Linked DNA regions of Homo sapiens: region 1 is linked to region 2. Evidence: chromatin loops called from intact Hi-C (ENCODE). Cell type or tissue: adrenal gland. All regions are shown on one strand. Each heading gives the region's core, and the rest is flanking DNA. Links, peaks and the distances in the headings are about the cores only.

What was found. A loop is a pair of places that touch in the nucleus more often than their neighbours do. Peaks named below come from ENCODE experiments on the same cell type or tissue, not always from the same donor. Only the 100,000 strongest peaks of a DNase experiment are listed, where the experiment ranks them.
Region 1: a loop joins it to region 2, with 5 times the contacts of the local background. A loop is called at or near these places in 39 of 110 quality-filtered maps.

What each region holds. Positions count from the first base shown.
Region 1 is chr2:240,145,406-240,155,600 of GRCh38, forward strand. No RefSeq gene overlaps it. Among named protein-coding and RNA genes, the nearest start is that of OTOS, 9.8 kb to the left of the region's middle. RefSeq lists an enhancer at 9,677-10,176. In adrenal gland, for the core only: a CTCF peak has its summit at 4,983 (motif pointing right); a DNase peak (open chromatin) is centred at 5,004; H3K27me3 peaks cover 644 bases.
Region 2 is chr2:240,438,119-240,447,016 of GRCh38, forward strand. The region is part of intron 1 of GPC1 (glypican 1); the gene reads left to right. Among named protein-coding and RNA genes, the nearest start is that of GPC1, 6.9 kb to the left of the region's middle. RefSeq lists an enhancer at 1-47. In adrenal gland, for the core only: no CTCF peak of the experiment used is centred there; no DNase peak of the experiment used is centred there; H3K27ac peaks cover 1,002 bases.

The DNA.
Region 1 (10,195 bases), core at 1,256-9,255, 290 kb before region 2:
AAAATAACGAAATGTCTTGATTTCTAATGAACATGAAAAGAAAGAGCTTTTTGGATTAAAACTAAGCTGACTTGGAGAGGCCTACTTACAGTAAAAATCACGAAAAACTGTCTAATTAGATGTGGGTGTGACAGCTTTAAAAGATTAGAACCAAAGTAGTGAAAATCCAGCTGGACCTGACTTTGGATTGCAGATCACGGGCGTCCGAAGGCTCCGTTCTCGGGAAACCAAGCTGGGAATGAGGAGGGGACGTGGCGGAGGCGCACCCCAGGGGCGCTGTTCTCACCGGATTCTGCACAGCTGGGCCTCCTGGGGTACCATGCATGGCAGGAGATGGTCAGAGAAAAGCCCCCCGCATGTTACAAGACGGTCCCATAAAGATGGCAGATTTGAAAGCTAAACTATTTAAGGCCCATTTGCTGCTTCTTTTAAAAAAAGATATAATTCCTTCCTTTAACCAACTCAGAATTCCTGACCAGGTCCCAGTTCAGGGCCTGAGAGGCTTCTCCTGAAACAAAGGGGAATCTGGCCTGGGGTCGAGTGGGGCTGGGGTTGTGGGGGGCCCTTGGGACCCTGGTCGTCCTGAAAAAAATACAAGATGCCATGTTAGATGTAAATTTCAAATAATTAATGAATACTTTTTTTAGTATAAGTGTGTCCCAAATATTGCCAGGGACATATTTATACTGATAAGCATCCTTGTTTAACTGAAATTCCAATTTTACCTGTTTTTCTTTCTTTTTCTTTTTCTGCCAAATCTGGTAACCCTGTGCAGGACAGAAGCATGTGGACCCGCCTGGCCCCTGGCTCCATGCCCAGGTCTGGCCAAAAGCCAAGGCTTTGAGCACAGGCTGGCGGGGAGAAGGGGCTCCAGGCCCCCGACCACCAGCGTGGCCCTAGCCCTGGGGGCAAGGCGGGCAGCTCCCCACGCCCACGAGGGTCTTTTCTGAGATGCTTCCTCCTGGAACTCTAGGGTCATGGTCATTACACGATGTGAGCAGATGGGCTGCAGCCCTGAGCCTCCCTGTCAGCTGAGGCCCCTGGCCCAGGGACTTATGGCTGTCTGGAGCTGGTCCGGGCTGGGCTCATCACAGAGAGAAGCTGATAGAGCCAGAGAGGCGGGCAGGTCACTGCTGGCAGAGCCTTCTTCTCTCAGACTTGGAGCCAGGGATGGGGACACAGGGCAGAGGGAGCCCTCCCATGACTCAGGGAGAGAAGCACCAGCTTTCCAGGTGGGCTGTGACAGGTGCCTGAATCCCACGACAGGACCCACACTCCACATGCCATGACACAGGCACCTGAGGACCCTGCGCTGCTTGGTGGAAACATCACCGAGAGGCCAGCCAGGGCCCCAGCGCCTTGGTGAAGCAGGAGGAATCTCCACGGGCACAAGGCTGGGCTGGGGTGGCCTGGCCTGGCTGCGCGGGAGGAAAGGGACCTGGGAAAGGGAAGGGCCCACGGCCCCCACACCCTTGGAGCAAGAGAAGGCGGGAGACACCCACTCATCTTCCTCTTTCCAGAGGACCCAGAGCCTCCAACAGCCACACCCAGACACTGCATCAACATTTAGCCAGTGTTGTCTTAGCCTGAAGAATGTGTGTGTGTGTGTGCGCGTGTGCATGTCCATGTGTGAGGTGGTGTGTGTATGTCTGTGCACACGTATGTGCATGTGTGTTTGTGTTTGTGTGCTTGAATGCATGTGTGGGATGTGTGGGTGTGGCATGTGCATGGGTGTATGTCTGTGTATTGTGTGTGTGGGGGGGCCTGCATGAGTGTGCTGTGTGCTATGTGGGTGGGGTCTGGGATGTGTACTTGTATGTGTGCATGTCTGTGTATTGTGTGGGGGGGCCTGCTTGTGTGTGCTGTGTGCTCTGTTGGTGGGGTGTGTGTATGTGTGCATGCATGTGTACTGTGTCCATGTGCATGTGTGTGCTGTGTGCTCTGTCGGTGGGGTGTAGGTTGTGTGTGTGTGTACTGTGTCTGTGTGCATGTGTGTGGTGTGTGTTAAGTGGGTGGGTGTGGGGTGTGGGGTGTGGGGTGTGTGTGTACTCTGTTATTGTGCATGTGTGTGTCCGTGTGCATGTGTGTGTTGTGTGCTGTGTGTGTGGTATGTGTGTGCATGTGTGTGTCCATGTGCATGTGTGTGTTGTGTGCATGTGTGTGGTGTGTGCTATGTGTGTGTGGTGTGTGTGCATGTGTGTGTCCTTGTGCATGTGTGTGGTGTGTGTGTGTGTCCGTGTGCATGTGTGTGTCGTGTGCATGTGTGTGGTGTGTGCTATGTGAGTGTGGTGTGTGTGTGCATGTGTGTGGTGTGTGTGTGCGTGTGTGTGTCCTTGTGCATGTGTGTGTCGTGTGCTATGTGTGTGTGGTGTGTGTGTGCATGTGTGTGTCCGTGTGCATGTGTGTGGTGTGTGCTATGTGTGTGTGGTGTGTGTGTATGTGGCCGTGTGCATGTTTGTGGTGTGTGCTATGTGTGTGTGGTGTGTGTGTGCCTGTGTGTGTCCGTGTGCATGTGTGTGGTGTGTGCTATGTGTGTGTGGTGTGTGTGTGCGTGTGTGTGTCCGTGTGCATGTGTGTGGTGTGTGCTGTGTGTGGTGTGTGTGCGCGTGTGTGTCCGTGTGCATGTGTGTGTCGTGTGCTATGTGTGTGTGGTGCGTGTGAGTGTGTGTCCGTGTGCATGTATGTGGTGTGTGCTATGTGTGTGTGGTGTGTGTGTGCCTGTGTGTGTCCGTGTGCATGTGTGTGGTGTGTGCTATGTGTGTGTGGTGTGTGTGTGCGTGTGTGTGTCCGTGTGCAAGTGTGTGGTGTGTGCTATGTGTGTGTGGTTTGTGTGTCCGTGTGCATGTGTGTACCCATGTGCGTGTGTGACATGTGTGGTTTGTTGCATGGGCATGTGCTCTACCTGGGAAGTGACCCAGGCAGTGGGAATGTAGTACTGGGAGCAAGACAGCAGGGAAGGAGAAACAGGGTGAGTCGCGGGCTTGGTGCTGCTGCGGGCAGCGGGGGCATGCCCCGGGGCTTCTGATCCTCAGCCTAGAAGGAGGCGTGTGTATCCACTCCACTGTCTCCCATCTCCACTGGCGGGGGGCTGCCCCATGGGATAAACTCCCCCACTTCCTGTTTGGGGTGCCTACTGGGCTGCTGCAGGCTTCCAGAGCAGTTATCTCAGAGAAGTCAGGGAGGAAGCATGAAGTAGGAGCAGGCGCTGCAGGTGAGGTGAGGACTGTGCCGCAGGGCAGGTGAGGCCTGGGCAGAGCGCATTGTTGTAGCTGAGGCTGGAGTTAGAGGGACCATGAGGAGTGAGGTGGACGAGGAGGTACCCCGATCCGTGCATCCCTCAGTCCTCCTGACATACGGGTCTCTGGGGACACGGGGGCCAGCTCCAAGGGGGACCCAGAGCCAAGCCAAAGATAGAGCACAAGAGACCTGCCTGCCAGAAGGCAGAGCGTGACCCTCGGAAGGCCATCAGTTACCTCCTTGTTTGATCAGATAGGTAGATACTTGCTTCAGGTGACCCGTCCCTGGGTGGGAGTGGGGAGGTGGGTCTCTTCCCACAACAGCATCACCGCTTGGTGAGAAAGGTCTGCGCCATTCCAGCTCACGTCCCCAGCAGCTGCTCTGTGCCACACCCCTCCATAGACTGTCCCCTGAAATCCTTGGCTCCCAGCAGGGTCAGCGCTGTTCTTATCGTCTGCATCTCCCTGGAGAGGAAACAGGCTCTACAAGGGAAGGTACCTGCCCAGAGTGCACAGCCAAGACTGGAGTGGGATAATAAGCCCAGTCTCAGGGCAGCCCCAGCAGGTAAGGGTCAGACCACCCTTCCTGCCTCTCCCAAGACACTCCTCTGTCACCTGCACAGAGGCCCACTCAGAAGGCCTGGGCAGGGCCTGAGCCTCTGCATGGATGCCCTGGTCCTCCAAGAGCCCTGAGCAGGGCCTGAGCTTCTGCACAGATGCCCTGGTCCTCTGAAAGCCCTGGGACTGCAGGTTGCTGATGTCTCCCGAGGCCTCCCAGACAGAACTGTGCGGCCCCTCCTGTGAGGCCAACTCTGTGAGTGCTGCTGCTTCCTCACTGCGGTGCAGGGGTCTGGGGCTCCGTCCGTCCAGGTGTCTGTCCATAAGAACGCCCAGGGGGCTCTCTAAGCCATGGCTCTCAAAGATAAACAGTGGCAAGACAACTGCAGCAGCTTACCAGGGGTACTCGATTCTAAATTTGCTCACACTCTGGGTCCTCGACCATGGGGCCAGGACGCCAGCTTCCTGGAAGAGGAGAAGGCAGAGGAGCCCATAAGGACTTGGTTGGAAGGGAAGGGAGGTGCTCTCGTCCCAGCTCCTTGCCTCCTTCACAGCTGGCCAAGCACAAGGCTGAGACTCATGGGCAGCCCTTGGGGTGGGACCACCCACCCCTGGACATTTAGCAAATGGGCATTTGGGATCTCCAAAAAGGAAGAAATTCCTATTGCACAACCCATACGGATTTGTCTAAGATAAACTTTTCTCCCTGCGTTAGTTTACCACCTGGAAAAAGATTCCCAAGGAACACAGGTGAGGAAGGGCTAGTTCCAGACCCAGCCCGGAAGGACACTGTCATCCTCTGTCACTGGACATGCGTCCCCTGCCCATCCCCACAGTCACCCTGTGTGCCCACTGGCTCTTGCCATCCCCTCCTGAACCTGCCGATGTGGGTCCCAGTCCAGGGCAGGATGCCTGGAGACACAGAAAATCAGGGTGTGCAGGGGAGGTTGGCCCCTGCCTGGTGACATCCATCTCTGCCTTTGGAGAGAGCTCAGCGGACTCGCAGTCAGCAGATACCTGGACAGAAGGAGACCTCCTCCACCCCTCCCTGTCTCCCCTGGGGGAAGGAGGAGCTGGGTCAGACCCTTGCTAAGGTCTTTCCAGGTTCTGATTATCTGGGCTTTCAAGAAACAGAAAGTCCTGAATGGGGATGGAAGTGCACTGGCACACCAGAACCAGGAGAGGGCAGCCCTGCGCAGGAAGCCTCGGCCCAAGGCCACAGGTCCCAGTGGGTGGGCAGGTGAGGTGGGGAGGGGAGCCTGCAAGCTCCCTGGGGCACTTGTGGTGCTGCGCTGCCTGTAGGTAAGGGTGGGGGGTCCAGGCGTCCCTATCCAGGTCTGTTGCCCAGCTCCTAGGGCCGTGCACTGACTGGTCCCACCTTGCAGATGAGAATGGAGGCTCAGAGGGGTGAAAACCCAATGGACGAGAGCTCTGGAGGTCCCCCCAGTTAGGTCCCTCCTCTGGGAGAGGCACTCTCCAACTTTGACCCCAGCCCCTCAAACCCAGCCTTCCCAGGCCGTTTTCCCACTGGGGTAACTCAGCCAGACCCAAAGAAGTGCTCTAAACCATTTCCAGTTCAGGATCTTGGAGTGTCCTGGTTTCTTGTGAGATCTCAGGCCAGTTCCTGGGGTCTGGCAAGCGGGTGACAATGGCCAGGTTCACCCCACCCAGGCTGCATCACTCCTGCCCACCCAGAGCCCACACCCTGGAAAACCGCACCTGTCTCTGAGTCTCCAGAACACAGGGGTGGTAGGAGCCCTCTGCACCTGACTCTGAGTCCCCGGAACACAGGGGTGGTAGGAGCCCTCTGCACCTGACTCTGAGGCCCCGAAATGCAGGGGTGGTAGGAGCCCTCTGCACCTGACTCTGAGTCCCCGGAACACAGGGGTGGTAGGAGCCCTCTGCACCTGACTCTGAGGCCCCGAAATGCAGGGGTGGAAGGAGCCCTGGGCTGGGACTTTGCCAGAGCACCCTCCCACCTCTGGCCAGCTCCTTCCCAGCTGCTGCCACTTCACCCCTGAGCTGTGCTGAGACCACAGGTGTCTCATGTGAGAGCATCTTGGCTTCTGGGTCTGCCTCTTACTAGCTGTGGGACCCTGGGCAAGTTACTTAACACCTCTGTGCCTCAGTTTCCCCATCTGTTAAATGGTGGTGACCCTGGGTTGTGAAGGAAACTAAAGAAGAGGGGTCCCTGGCACACAAGAAGCCCTCAACAAAGATACGCCTCGTTGTTGTCAGAGCTCACCGTCTGCAGCTCATATCACCTCCACCTCCCAGGCAGTGACACACGAGGCCCTGCAGTGGCCAGTGGAGACTGGGACTCGGGAGTCTTCCCAGCCCTATGATGCTTCTGAGAGGAGTCACTGCCACCTCTCAGAGGCGGGGGACACTCCACTGGGTCACAGCTCGGGGTCTGCCCCTAGCTGGGGTGGGTAGAAGGACTTGTGACTTGTACTCCGATGGGGTGGGGCGTGAGCCTCGAGGAGAGGGGGCCTCAGAAGGATCCTTGCAGGGAGAAATGCGACGGTTCTTCCACCCCACCAAGAAGACGTGTGAGAGACACCAGGCGGACGTGCAGGGAGGGAGGGGCTGAGCCTCCTAGGCTGGCTCATGCCCCAGGCTTGGAAGGGATCCCTACCGGTGAGTCTGGCCAGGCTGTGACAGGCTATGCGACTGGGCAGGACACTCACCATCTCCATACCTCAGCTTCCATATCTGAGAAGAGTAAAACAATAGGATTGTGTCCAGGAAGCTCCTGGCATGTGGCGTCAGCTCTCAGTGATATCCACAAGGTTCAAGGTACAAGCCTGCATTTAGGGAGGATGGGGGAAACACGGTGGCAGGATCGGGGTTAGAAAGCACTGGCGTTAGACAGCATCGGCTGAGACAGCACTGGGGTTAGACAGACGTTCTGTCCATGAAACAAAATGGGAGGCTACAATGAAAGCTGCATTCTGAAACAAGGAACATTACTGGCCATTGAAAATGCAATAATCTAAATTTTAAAAATTAGCAGAAAGGTAAGAAGACAGCAAAAGTCTCTCCTAAAATAGAACAAAAAGACAAAATATGGAAAATTGCTGAGAAAAGTAGAAACATTAGAGGCTCAACTCAGCAGAGCCAATGTCCACAGCAATCATGAAAATATAGCAAGTCTCCTTCCGGCGAAGGAGAATAGCGTCTCTGATGACCAGGCTCACTCTCTGCCCTTTTCCTCTCTTCCTTTTTCTCTTGCTCTGTCTCTGAAGTCAGAATCCTCACTCTGGGAGAGGCCAGAAGAGGAAAAAACCCACAAGAAGGCACAGCTTTGGACCTTTCAGGACACTGGAAACCAAATAAAAGCTTACAGGTATCCAACCTGCAAGGGCAGATCACATAAAAAAGGCAGGAACTCAAAAAGCATCAGGTCCCTCCATGGTCACACTGGAAGCTGGGACGTATGGCAAGATGCCCTGAGTACTTCAGAGAGAACCTAGAATATCACACCTAAAAAGTGACCAGTCCACCATTAGGATTGAAAAGGGTATTTTCAGACCTACTGGGACTCAACATTTTATTTCCCATGTTCCCTTTCTTAAGACTCTACTAGAACTGTGTTTGGGTGACATAGTGTACAGAGAAACTATACGATACAGAAAACAGGTTGCACAACTCAGACGAGAGGTGAAGGGAGTCCCCCAGAGTGGCAGGTACAACTCAGGTCCAGAGAATCAAGACTCCAGAGGAAGGGGCAAAGGTCCGAAGAGGGAAATTGCCAGGAGAAAAGGAAAATGGAAACAATGGATTATCTGGTGTATTTCAGCGTTTGAAAATGTATTGCTGACATTTGAGAATTCTGTTAAAACATTTGGAATATAAATAGGCACATAGAAAGCTAACTTTTTGTTTTTAAATAAAAGCAAGGCAATAACTAACTCCAGGAAAATAAAAATGTGCTCAGAAAGAAATACCATTAGAATGCACTACCTAGCTCAGTGTTATGTTTTACTTACATGATCATGATCCCATGAGGCATGAATATTGATTTAACCCAAACCATGATATAGCTATACTGGGAGGAAGAGGAAATGAAAATCAGTGTGAGACAGCAACAATTCAACAGATAAGGTCTAAGATGACAAAGAGAGAGTGGTGCATTAGTTACCTATTTCAGAGTAACAAATTACTCCCAAAACACATTGGCTCTAGAAAACAGACCCCAAATCACAAGTGTTTATTAGTTCATGAGTGGGTCAGGAATCCAGGCACAAGACCACTGGGTCTTCTGACTCAGTGTCTCTTGCAGGTTATCAGCTGGAGGACAGTCACCTGAAGGCATGACTGGGGAAAGATCCACTTCACTCACATGCCTGTCACCAGGATTCAGATCCCTAATGCCTGGTGGCCTCCTTGCCACATGGCCTCTCCATAGGGCCGCTCCCATCAGGGCCACTGGCCTCTCCCAGAGTGAGGGTTGTGACTTCAGAGAGGGACAAGAGGGGGAGAGCAAGATGGAAGTCTTTTTGTAACCCGTTACATTTGCCATACTCCACACAGTTGATCCATCATGACGCCCTGCCCTCACTCAAGGGGAGAGAATTATACAAGGGTGTGAACACCAGGAGCCAGAGGTCAGTGGGGACCATTGCGAGGGCTCCCTTCACTGGAGATGTGTATTGGTCAGGGTTTTCCAGAGAAACAGAACAAATAGAATATCAGTAGGATGTGTGTGTGTGTGGAGAGAGAGAGAGACTTATTTAAGGAATTAATCCATGCAATTGTGGAGGCTGGCAAACTCAAAAGTCCATAGAGCAGGCAGCAGGCTGGAGACCCAGGGAAGAGCTGAGGTTGCCATCTTGGGTATAAAGACTGTTTGGAGGCAGAATTCCTTCTCTGGGGAAACTCAGTCTTTTCTCTTAAAGCCTTCAACTAATTGGATGAGGGCCACTCCCATTATAAAGAGGGATCTGTTTTAATCAGTCAACCGATGTAAATGTTAATCTCATTTTTTTTTTTTTTTTTAGATGGAGTCTCGCTCTCTTGCCCTGGCTGGAGTGCAGTGGTGTGATCTCAGCTCACTGCAAGCTCTGACTCCCTGATTCAAGAGATTCTCCTGCCTCAGCCTCTCGAGAAGCTGGGATTACAGGCATGTGCCACCACGCCCAGTTAATTTTTGTATTTTTAGTAGAGACAGAGTTTGACCTTGTTGGCCAGGCTGGTCTTGATGTCCTGACCTGGTGATCCGCCCGCCTCAGCCTCCCAAAGTGCTGGGATAACAGGCATGAGCCACCGTGCCTGGACAATCTCATTTTTAAAATGCCTTTGCATTGACATCTAGACAGGGGTTTGGCCAAACAGCTGGGTACCACAGACTTGCCCAGTTGACACATAAAATTAATGCCATTAAAGGTGTTCTTTGGAAATACTGCATGTAGGTGAAAACTAGGGGAACAGCTAGCAGAGGTGAGAGTGGGTGCTTCCAGGAGGTGGGGTGGGTGTTGCGGAGGGTGGGCCCACAGCATTGACCCTGTGCTGTAGGTGCAGAGGGCTGGGGGCTGAGTGGGCACAGATGAGCCAGTGAGGCCCTGGGCTCAGGAAGTGCAGGGTGGGGCTGAGATTCCTCTGTACGCCCAGCCCCCGCTGGATGTGATGCCCCAGATGCCAGCAGGAGGAAAAGGGTTTGAAGAGCGGGAGCCATAGTGTGGAAGGGGAGTAGGGGGTCCCATCCTGAGGGAAACTGGAAGGCATGACTGAAGGCCGCGGGCCGAGCCTGAGCCCACGGCAATGGGAATGGTGCAGCAGCCACCATCTGGGATGCAGGCAGCTGGGGATGCCAGGGAGGGGGTCTGGCCAGCAACAGACCCCAGGGGATGGTGGAATCTCCTCCCCCAAATTCAAGCAGCCGGTGGTGTTTATGAGGCTTACAGGCAGGCCAGGGGCTCCAGAACCCTGCCTTGCCAAGCCTCCTAATTGAGGGAGGGAGACCCAAGCTGGGCCAATTCTGTGTAGCCTGCAATAGATCCATTGTTCACCCCTATTCACCGCCACATAAAAGCCGAATTTGTGGGAACCAGGGCTCAGTGTGTTTCTCAGCCTGGCTGAGGCATCCGGGCGGTGTGGCCCCGTCATGCCGCCGTTGGGGCCCCCCTGGGCTCTGCAGCCTTTGAGGGCCTCTGCTGGGAGTCGGGCACCAGCCCATCGCCCTCCTCCCTCTGACTTTTTGGCTCTCGCCTCTCTGATGTTGTTGGAAACAGGGAGATTAAAGAGCAGGTTGCCTGTTTCACTTCTGGCTGCTTGTCCTAGATTCGCTGATTCGTCCCAGAAGCAGGTATTGTGAGCCCACAGGGTGGGGAGTCAGAGGCGCTTGCTGGGCCAAGAACCGCATCTCGGAATTAAAGGGATGGAGATGCCTTTGAATTGTG
Region 2 (8,898 bases), core at 899-8,898:
CGGTGCCAGCCATGGGCCAGTGCCTGCTGCCAGGGCTCGGGGTGCCACCCTCCTCCAGACTTGCAAGGCCAGGACTGCACTGGGCAGGATTACTGCCTCTCCAGTCGGTGCCCCTCCGACAGGAACCTCTCTCCCTGCACCCCCTATGGCTGCAGAAGTGGGGAGTAACCTTCGGGACCCAGGGTACAGAAGACAGTGTGGGAGCCACGTGGGCTGAGGGAAACAGGGTGACTCCCTCGGGTCGCAGCAGTCCTGGGGCAGCCAAGCCCAGTGTCCCCTCCTGCTTTGTCGGCTGGGCCTGGGCTCCGTGGAACGGGCGCCCTCTGGTGGCCCCTGGGCGGCAGATCCTCCCAGGAGCCCTGGACCCTCTGTGGCCTAGTAGGCACCATTCTCAGTCCCCTCTCTCCTGCATCCAGACTTCTCCAGGGGGACCTCCTCAGAGGGAATGCGAACCCCCTGGGGTTGGGCACCTCGCTGGCCCGGAGCAGGTGGGGTAGAGATCTGATACTTCCTCGTGGGAAGGAGAGCAGTTGGCCCTGGGTGTGTGGCGGGCCTTCCCAGCCTCTGCCCCAGGGACCAGAAAAGGCAGTGGGTGACAGGAGACTTAGCTCATGAAAGAGGGCAGTGTCGGGACATATTGGGCTCCCTTTTGAGACTTCCTTTGTCCTCTGGACAGCCAGGCCAGGCTGCAGTGACAGCAGTGGTCATCCCATTTTATGGGCAAGGAAGCAGGCCTGGGTGCCACCAGCTGGACGGTGGCACTGCAGCAGGGCACCCGGCCACCCTCCCTTTATGCCAGGGCACGGCACAGAAGGCAAGGGCGGAGCCGAGTGGCACCCCGGGTGCCCCTGCGCTGCCAGGAGCCCTCATGCTGAATCACTGCCCGCGTGCCAGCAGGCCTCCTGCTTTTGCTTGCAAGGTTGTGTCTGGGCATAGGTGTTCCCAGAGCACCTGTCTGGCCTCCTGATGTCTGATGTGATGTGATGTGTGTCTGTTTGCTCCTTTGCTGGGGTCTCAGCGCCCCACCTTGGCACCTGAGCTCCCTGGTCGCTGGGACCACCTCTAACTGTTTCCCTGTTGTAGCCACAGAACCCGGCTGGCTCCCGGCCCAGGATAGCTTCTCGGAGGACACCCCCAGGCCTTCCTGGCTTTATACCTGGCTGTGCTGGGTGGGGAGCGGGACATGGAGGGTAGAGGAGGGTCTCCTTGGAGCAGACACCCCTGTTCTCAGGGTCTCCCAGCCTGAGGCAGAGGAGGGGCCCTAAGGTCTAGTTTTGGGGGCAGAAGTCAGAGTGGGGCATGGGACTGTCGGTGGCACAGAAACTGCCCAGCCGCTCCTGTGCCCAGAGTGGCAGCCCGCCTACCAGCTGGAGCGGGCACCAGCGTGCCCTGGAGCCTGTACCAAGCACCCACTCGTTGGGCCCCTCCGAAGGAATCTTTTCTTCTCTGTGCCACTTTTGACCGCCTGGGTGGTTGGCACACAGACTCTGGGGAACCATCCTCAGAGGGCCTGGACCTCTCCTTCCCACATCCCTGAAAGGGTGTTTCCGGCTGGGCCCGGGAGAGCCCACCAGCATCTGCTTCTCAGTCCTGCTCAGCGGGCCTCTCGGAGGCTGCCTGGCACACAGCCCCTCACCAGACCAGACAGTTCCCTGTGCCCTGTCCTGTCCAGGTGGCTCAGCGTGGTTCCCAGGTGGTCCTCAGCCTTTGCTGTGTCGCTGCTCTTCCCTCCATGAGAGGAGCTCATCATCCCCAGCGTGAGGACCGAGCGGAGCCCAGGGGAGCCCTGATCCGACAGGGCCACCTGCGTGATGCAATGGCCTGGGTCCCTGCTGGACCGCCAAGCCTCCCATGCCAGGCAGGCCACAGCACTCCTCAGGCACAGATGCCCCCACCCCCATCCCATCCCCGGTGTCCCCGGGCCTTTTCACAGGAGAGAAAGGGAATAATCGTGACCTCCTGTGAAGGTGGCCAGGAGGGAGAAGGTGCTGGGGCTGTGCACCTCGTGGGCAGCCTCGGGCTGTGTCCCCCCTCTCCCCGGACACCCTCTGCAAAGGCCCACACACACCCCTCTCAGTTAATGGCATCCGGTACCCTAAGAGCACTCATGAACCCGGGTGCTCTTAGAACACGGGGAAACCCGGCTTGTGGAGCGTTTCCCATGACTGTCTGGTTAACACATCAGACGGAAGGGGTCTTTGTAGACCTGTTTTACAAATGAGTAAACCGAAGCCTGGTGAAGCGCTCCTCTTAGGGCCAGATCTGGCTACAGCATTGACCACTGCCCAGTAAAGCCAGGCCAGGCTGCTTGTCCCAGGCTCTGCACTTCTTGGAAGGCTCGTGCTTTTCCCAGCCCGCTCTCCTGTCCTGGGCCTGGGCTCCATCTCTTAGGCTCATTTAGAACGTTTAACCGGGACTCCTCCTGGCCTCCCTGCCTCCGGTCCTGCCCAGCTCCTCCTGGCCTCCCTGCCTCCGGTCCTGCCCAGCTCCTCCTGGCCTCCCTGCCTCCGGTCCTGCCCAGCTCCTCCTGGCCTCCCTGCCTCCGGTCCTGCCCAGCTCCTCCTGGCCTCCCTGCCTCCGGTCCTGCCCAGCTCCTCCTGGCCTCCCTGCCTCCGGTCCTGCCCAGCTCCTCCTGGCCTCCCTGCCTCCGGTCCTGCCCAGCTCCTCCTGGCCTCCCTGCCTCCGGTCTTGCCCAGCTCCTCCTGGCCGTGCCGCCCAGAGAGTCGTACTTCCACACAGCTGGGCCTCACCCTCCGGCCTGGCTCCACTGCCTGTGGGGGGCAGGACTGCTAGGAGGGCTGTTCCCAGCGTGTGCCACGAAGCCCTGCATGTCCCCAACAGGGCAGACCAGCCACCCACACTGGGCCAAGTGCCCCAGGATTAGTGGACAGGTACCCTATTCAGGTGCCCACAGGTGCCAAGCCAGGGAGATAAGGCAGTCCAGTCTGTTGGGGCTTGTACCTTCACACCAGCAATCTCTAGGGACAGTGTGAGCCTGTGGTTAACGCGCCTTCCCAGGTACCGAGGACGCCTCCCTACAGCAGGACGGGGGGCATACCTACCTGGTGGCCGAACCGCAGGGCTGCACATCAGACCTCGGAGGAGAGCTTAGTGGGTGTCTGAGCATGCCCATGTCTGTTCTATGGCATCCATGTGCATGGCACAGGTGTCAGCCATGGGCTGGCACTAGACAGGAGACGAGCCAGGGGAGGGGCTCACCCGAAGCCACACTGGTCAGGTCTGGCCTGGGGCCCCACATCTGCCGTGCCCGGGCCAGTGAGAGGCTGGACGCCTTTTCTTAAGCCAGACCGTCCTCACAGGGCCTGGCTCAGTTATTTCAGATCAAGACTGGACCCGTGGTGGAGGCTGGGGTGGGCACTCCTACATGCGGGGCCTCTGCCCAGCCCTGGCCCTGTCCAGTGTCGACGTGCCCAGAGCCCTGAGCCGGCCTGGATCTTGCCAGTCGCCAGCACAGCCCTGTGGGGCCCGGGATCTTGCCCACTTTACGTGGGGGCTCCAGACAGGAGCCGCCTGCCCGGAGCCTGGGCTCCTCGCTGCCGTGCCTGTGGTGGCTTTTCTTTGTCTGGGAACAGGCCTGGGCAGGTGCCCTGAGCCGCTTGAAGTCTCCTGACGGGGTGGGGGGTGCAGTGTAGGGTGTTGAGGCTTGGGCCAGGGAAGCGGGCGGTTCTCCCTCCACCTCCAGGCCCCACACCCAGGCGGGAGCACGCAGCAGCCAGGTGTTGGGTGAGGGCTATGCTGAGGAGCAGGGCCCAGAGCTGCAGCCTCCTTGGCTGCCCTTGGCCCGCCGTGGGTGGCGGGGAAGTACAGGTGTGAGGGGCATACCCCACTGCCCCAGGCTCGGTAGCAGTCTGGAATCCGGGTGGGTTTAGGAGCCCCTGAGAGGGCCAGGCCAGCCTCACACCATCCCCTCTCCTGCCTGTGGCCTCAGCTCCATCTCCCGCCAGCTCCTGCTGACCCACCTTTCTGGCACACCTGTCCCCTCCCTCCACGGTGTCCTCCCTGTGCCCACCCACAGCACCCGCCTCCTCCGGCCTTTCCCCACAGCTTGACTTCCCGGGCATCGGCCAACACGTACCCTCCCTGTTGCCGGGGCCCCCGCCTGGGCAGGCCTGAGCTCCACACAGGGTGGGGAAGGCCCCGAGTCCCTCCCGGTACCGGGTGGGGCTGGGTGCCGGGGTTGGGAGCACAAGTGTTTCCAGGGCTGTCGGAACAGTGCCACAGGCTGAGCAGCTGCAGCTGCAGACATGGGTCGTCCGTGGTTCTAGAGCCTGGAAGCCTGAGATCAAGTGTGCGTCCACCAGGCTGGCCCCTTCTGAGGCGTGAGGAAGTCTGCTCCACACTGCCAGCTTCCAGGTGTTCCTTGGCTGGTAAATCCCACCTTGGCCTCCACAGGCCGCTCTCCCCGTGTGCGCTTCTGTCTCCGAATTCCCCCTCTTCACAAGGACACAACTCTAATTGGGTCAGGGCCCACCGGTACCATCTCTTCTTAACGAGAGGTGTCACACAGACTCCACACCCAAAGTCACATCCTGAGGAATCGGGGTTAGGCCTCAGCCATGTGGGTTTTGGGGGTACAGTTTAGCCTGTAGTGGGGAGCTAGCCCAGCCCGGCACACCTACATCTTCCCATCAGGTGGCAAAGACCCCGAGGCTCTGGGTGTTTTGTGATTGTGGCCTCCTGAGCACTGGGCCGTGTTTCTGTAATGGGCTTAGAGCTCAGCACAGATGTGCCCGAGACCCTGGTGACAGTGTGAGGGAGTGACCACGCCCCAGCCTGCCACTCACCCCCGTCCACCTGAGGCGCTCTCTGGGCACAGCCTGGTCCCCACAAGCCTGGGAGGCCTCAGCGTCAGGCCCTGCACAGCTACTGGGTCCTTGGCCAGCCCCTCCTGCCGTGGGCCTCCGCTTTTCCCTCAGGTCCGGGTGGCAGGGCCGGGCCACTCAGGTGATGTTCCAGGTCTAGTGGTACAGCAGTGGCTGAGGATGCCGCCGCCTGTGCCGTCACAGAACTGGGGTGGGGGGCAGTGGCCAGGCTGGCCTGAAAACCTTCTCCAGGTTGCGTTGCGGGAGCCCAGGCTGGGAGAGTCGTGGTTCAGTGGTGTGAGTGTGCCTTGGACAGGCCCCAGTCTCCCACTTGTCAGGGGGCAGAGCCCTTCAGGTGGACTTTGGGCGGGGAGGCAGTGGGACTGCAGGGCGAGGGTTTGGAGATGTAGAGATGAGGGAGGCCTGGGGGCCAGGAGGCTGCACCACTGCTGTCTCCTGAGGCGGTGGCTGGCCGAGGAGGCCCGCTGCTCTCTTGTGCTGAGTGCCCCTTGGGTCCTGCAGGCTTGGCAGGGTGACAGGGCAGCCACCCAGGGGCTCCACCTGTCCTGCTCCTTCAGGAGGAGGAGACCTCCCAGGGCTGTGGTGGGGAGGAGGGCCAGCCACAGAGCCACTGCAAATCATCCCTGAGGCCAGGCGACTCGGAAGCAGAAACCCTGAGCCCAGCACGGGGCAGTGGGAGGTGAGGCCCAGCGGCATCTGTGAACTAGGCCTCCTGGTGGGCTCTCAAGGTCTTTGATGGGGCGCAGCCGGTGGACAGGGAGAGAAGGGTCCCTCTTTCCCCAGGCCCTCCCTCCCCTGGTCCTCTCCCACCTTTGAGGTGCCCCAGGAGTTCCCAGAGTCGGCAGCACCAGGGGCTGTCTACCGGGTGGGCTGAATACCACTTAGTTTGCAGATGGGAAAGCTGAGTCCCAGAGAGGGGTTCCCAGGGCTCAGAGCTGAGAGGCCTCGCCGCCTGGGGCCAAGCCCCACACTTGCTTGCCGAGTGACTCACTCCTGCTCTGGGCCTGGCTAGCAGGGGTGAGGCTGGGTCAGAGGATGGGGAGCTGGGCCAAGGCCACAGACTACCCCGCAGGTGCAGGCACCCAGAGGCCTGAGGGGCACCGGGAGCGCACAGGAGGGGAGGCTGTGAACACGGCCCGGCTTCTTTGCAGCTCCGTGTCGGGGCCATGTGAGGACACACACCGCAGGAGGGCCCGGCCAGCCTCAGCCCAGCCCAGCCGCCACGCCCGGTGGGTCTCCTGAGGTCAGAGCCAGCCCCACAGTGGGCACCACATGCCCGCCTGCTGTCCTGGCTCCTCCTGAGGGACAAGGGTGAGCTGGGCGGGCCAGGAAGTACAACGCTGCTAGGCTTCTGCTCTCGCCCCACAGAAGTTCAGGTTCTACTGAGAAACTTGGCTGGGGCTTCCGGGGACTCCCAAATCCAGCCGCCCAGGACCCTGCGGCACTGTCCATCCTGAGCCCCGTCCTCACCCGCTGGTCCATCCTGGGGTGATGGATCTGGCTGCAGTGACCCCGATGCTCTGAGGCCCAGAACAGCACGTCTCCCTCCTGGGAACAGCCAAGCCTTAGGCCCATGCAGCAGCGACCGGATCCCTAGCCTCCCCGGCAGGGGTGCTTCCTGGGTGCGCCATCAGCAGTGGGACCTGTAGGGAAGTCTGTGGCCTGTGCGCACCTTCAGACGATTTCCCCAAACACCGACGACAGCTGTCCAGTGCGTCACAGAGCTGTGGCCTATGGGTGATCGTCTCAGCCTGTCCCTGCATCTGGTGCAGCCTCAGTGCCCACTGTGGACCCCGCAGCCCACCCGTGTCTGGCGCATCCTTGGTGACTGGGGCTCCCTGTGGCTGTCTGATCCCATCCCTGTGGTAACCCATGTGTGACGTCCAAGTGTCTCCTCAAGAACCGGGGCCAGGAGGCCCATCCTTGGCTCTGGAGACTGCAGGGAGAGCATCCCACCCACCTGTGACCATCTACCAGGCCCTGGGGACAAAGCTGATGCCACCTGCCACCAGGGTTGGCTCAGGCGTTTACATGCATCTCCAGTTGTCATGGAGCTTGGGACACACTGGACCCAAGGAGGTATTTTAAAAGGACAAGTCTCTCACGTAATCCAGCCCCACTGTTCCTGAACGCGATGCCCCCTCCCCGAGCCTGGCGGGGGGCTGTACACAGAACACTGCTCAGCATCTTCAGTCTCCCTCCTGTGGCCTCACACCCAGGATGGTAGGTGTTAGAACAGGTGCCTCCCTGTTCTATGTGCGTGGCCTCATCCTGTGGGCAATTTGGGGTGAGGGGTGGCTGCAGGTCAGACAGATACCTGGGAAGGTCCCCTGGGATAGGGTGGCTCCCAAGCGGGAGCAGTTGCCCTGGGCACTTGTGACATCCCAGTGATTGAGGAGTGGGGGTGCTCTGGTGTTTAGTGGGTGGGGCCAGGGAGCCCAGTAATCCTGCAAGATGGAGGTGCCCTTCCACAAACGCCAGTAGCACCCCCAAGAGAAATACTTGAACTGAAGCTATAGGCAGAACCACGCCAGGGGAAGAGGGAGCTCAGGGGAGGGGGCACCACTCAGCGCCAGGTGCTGGGATGGGAGGAAGGGCAGACTGTGGTGGCCAAACACCAGCATGCAGGAGGGTTGTTCTAGATGCATCCATCCTTCTGTGGGTGCACGGATGAGGTTCTGGATGTAATTCATGGGCTTCATGAACTTGGCTGAGAAAGAGATTACATCTCCATCGTTGCTAACCTCTAACCAGAATTTAGCATTTTTTCTTACTCGGAACGATGGTGTTCCGGGACCTGGGGCTTGGTCACCAGTAGACGTCGCCGCTGTTTATGCCCCTCCACGTTCGTAGCAGACAGCTTGGAAAACGGCGTCCTCTCACTGTGACTTTGAATTGTAGTCAGTATTAGGCCCGTTGCGGCTCCTGTGAAACGGCTTCCCGGGGAAGCACGTGCGTTGCCACCTCACAATTCGTTGTATCACATTCTGGTAACTGCTGTGTGATGAGTGCTTCCTCCATGGTCCTCTGTGTAGTTGTATGCTTCAGAAACAAGCATCGTCCTGAGAAAGCGTCTGCGGCTTCACCAATGGGCAACGGGGCCCACGGCACAGAGAAAGTCCGGCTGACCTGAGCAGCAAGTCGCCCTCGCAGCAGAGAAGGAGAGGCTTGGGGCCCAGTGTGTCTGCGCCCAGGAGGGCCCACGGTGGCCTAGGGTCCGAAACGGGGGAACGTCGTGGGGAGTCCCCAGGCACCTTGGGCGGAGCAAGGAGCAGGGCCATCTGCCTGCCGTGCGAGTGAGAGGGACACATCCCAGGTCCTCTGCATCATTGGAGGCTCCGTGAGCTCCTACTGGGTGCTGTTCTGGGTGCTGAAACGCAGCTGCAGACAGAGCCCTTGCTCTCTGGACGCAGTTAGCGCAGAGACAGGGCACGTATGAGAGGATCCACACAAGCTGTGCCTGTGCTTGGCCACCATGAGTGTGTAGCTTGTGTGAGTTACAAGTAAAGGGGTGTGACATGCAGGAATCTAGGCATCTGCATGTGAGGTTTGCAACCACTCACCCATTTGAGTCATGTGAACCCTGAGGGCCGAACCCTAAAGACCACTCCCTGGCTGGGGACTGGCCCAGGGCTCCCAAGTGCAGTTTGGCCCCTCTCTTGCCATGGCCATCTCTTGTCCTGTCCTCGGCCTCCCATGCTGCCTTACAGGACCCTCAACTGGGGCTGGCCACCTGGGGCTCCTCCCCAACCCAAGGAGCCTGGAGCATCTGGGTCCTGGAGCACTGGGGGCCAGCTCATTGAGAGGACCAGAGAGGAGACTTGGGGAGCAGATAGGAAGGGCTGGGTTCTTCCAGCCCACATCATTCGGCCCGCAGAGGACGGAGAGGGGACCAGGGTGGGCAGCCCCTGGGCAGTGTGGAGAGACCTGCCTGAGGGGAGCAGTGGAGCTGCACGGCTGGCATCAGAATCCGGGGTGGACTGGTGCCCCGAGCCCGAGCATCTCATCCATGGGGGGATAAGGGGTGTCCATCCACAGCCGTGTTGGGAGCCCA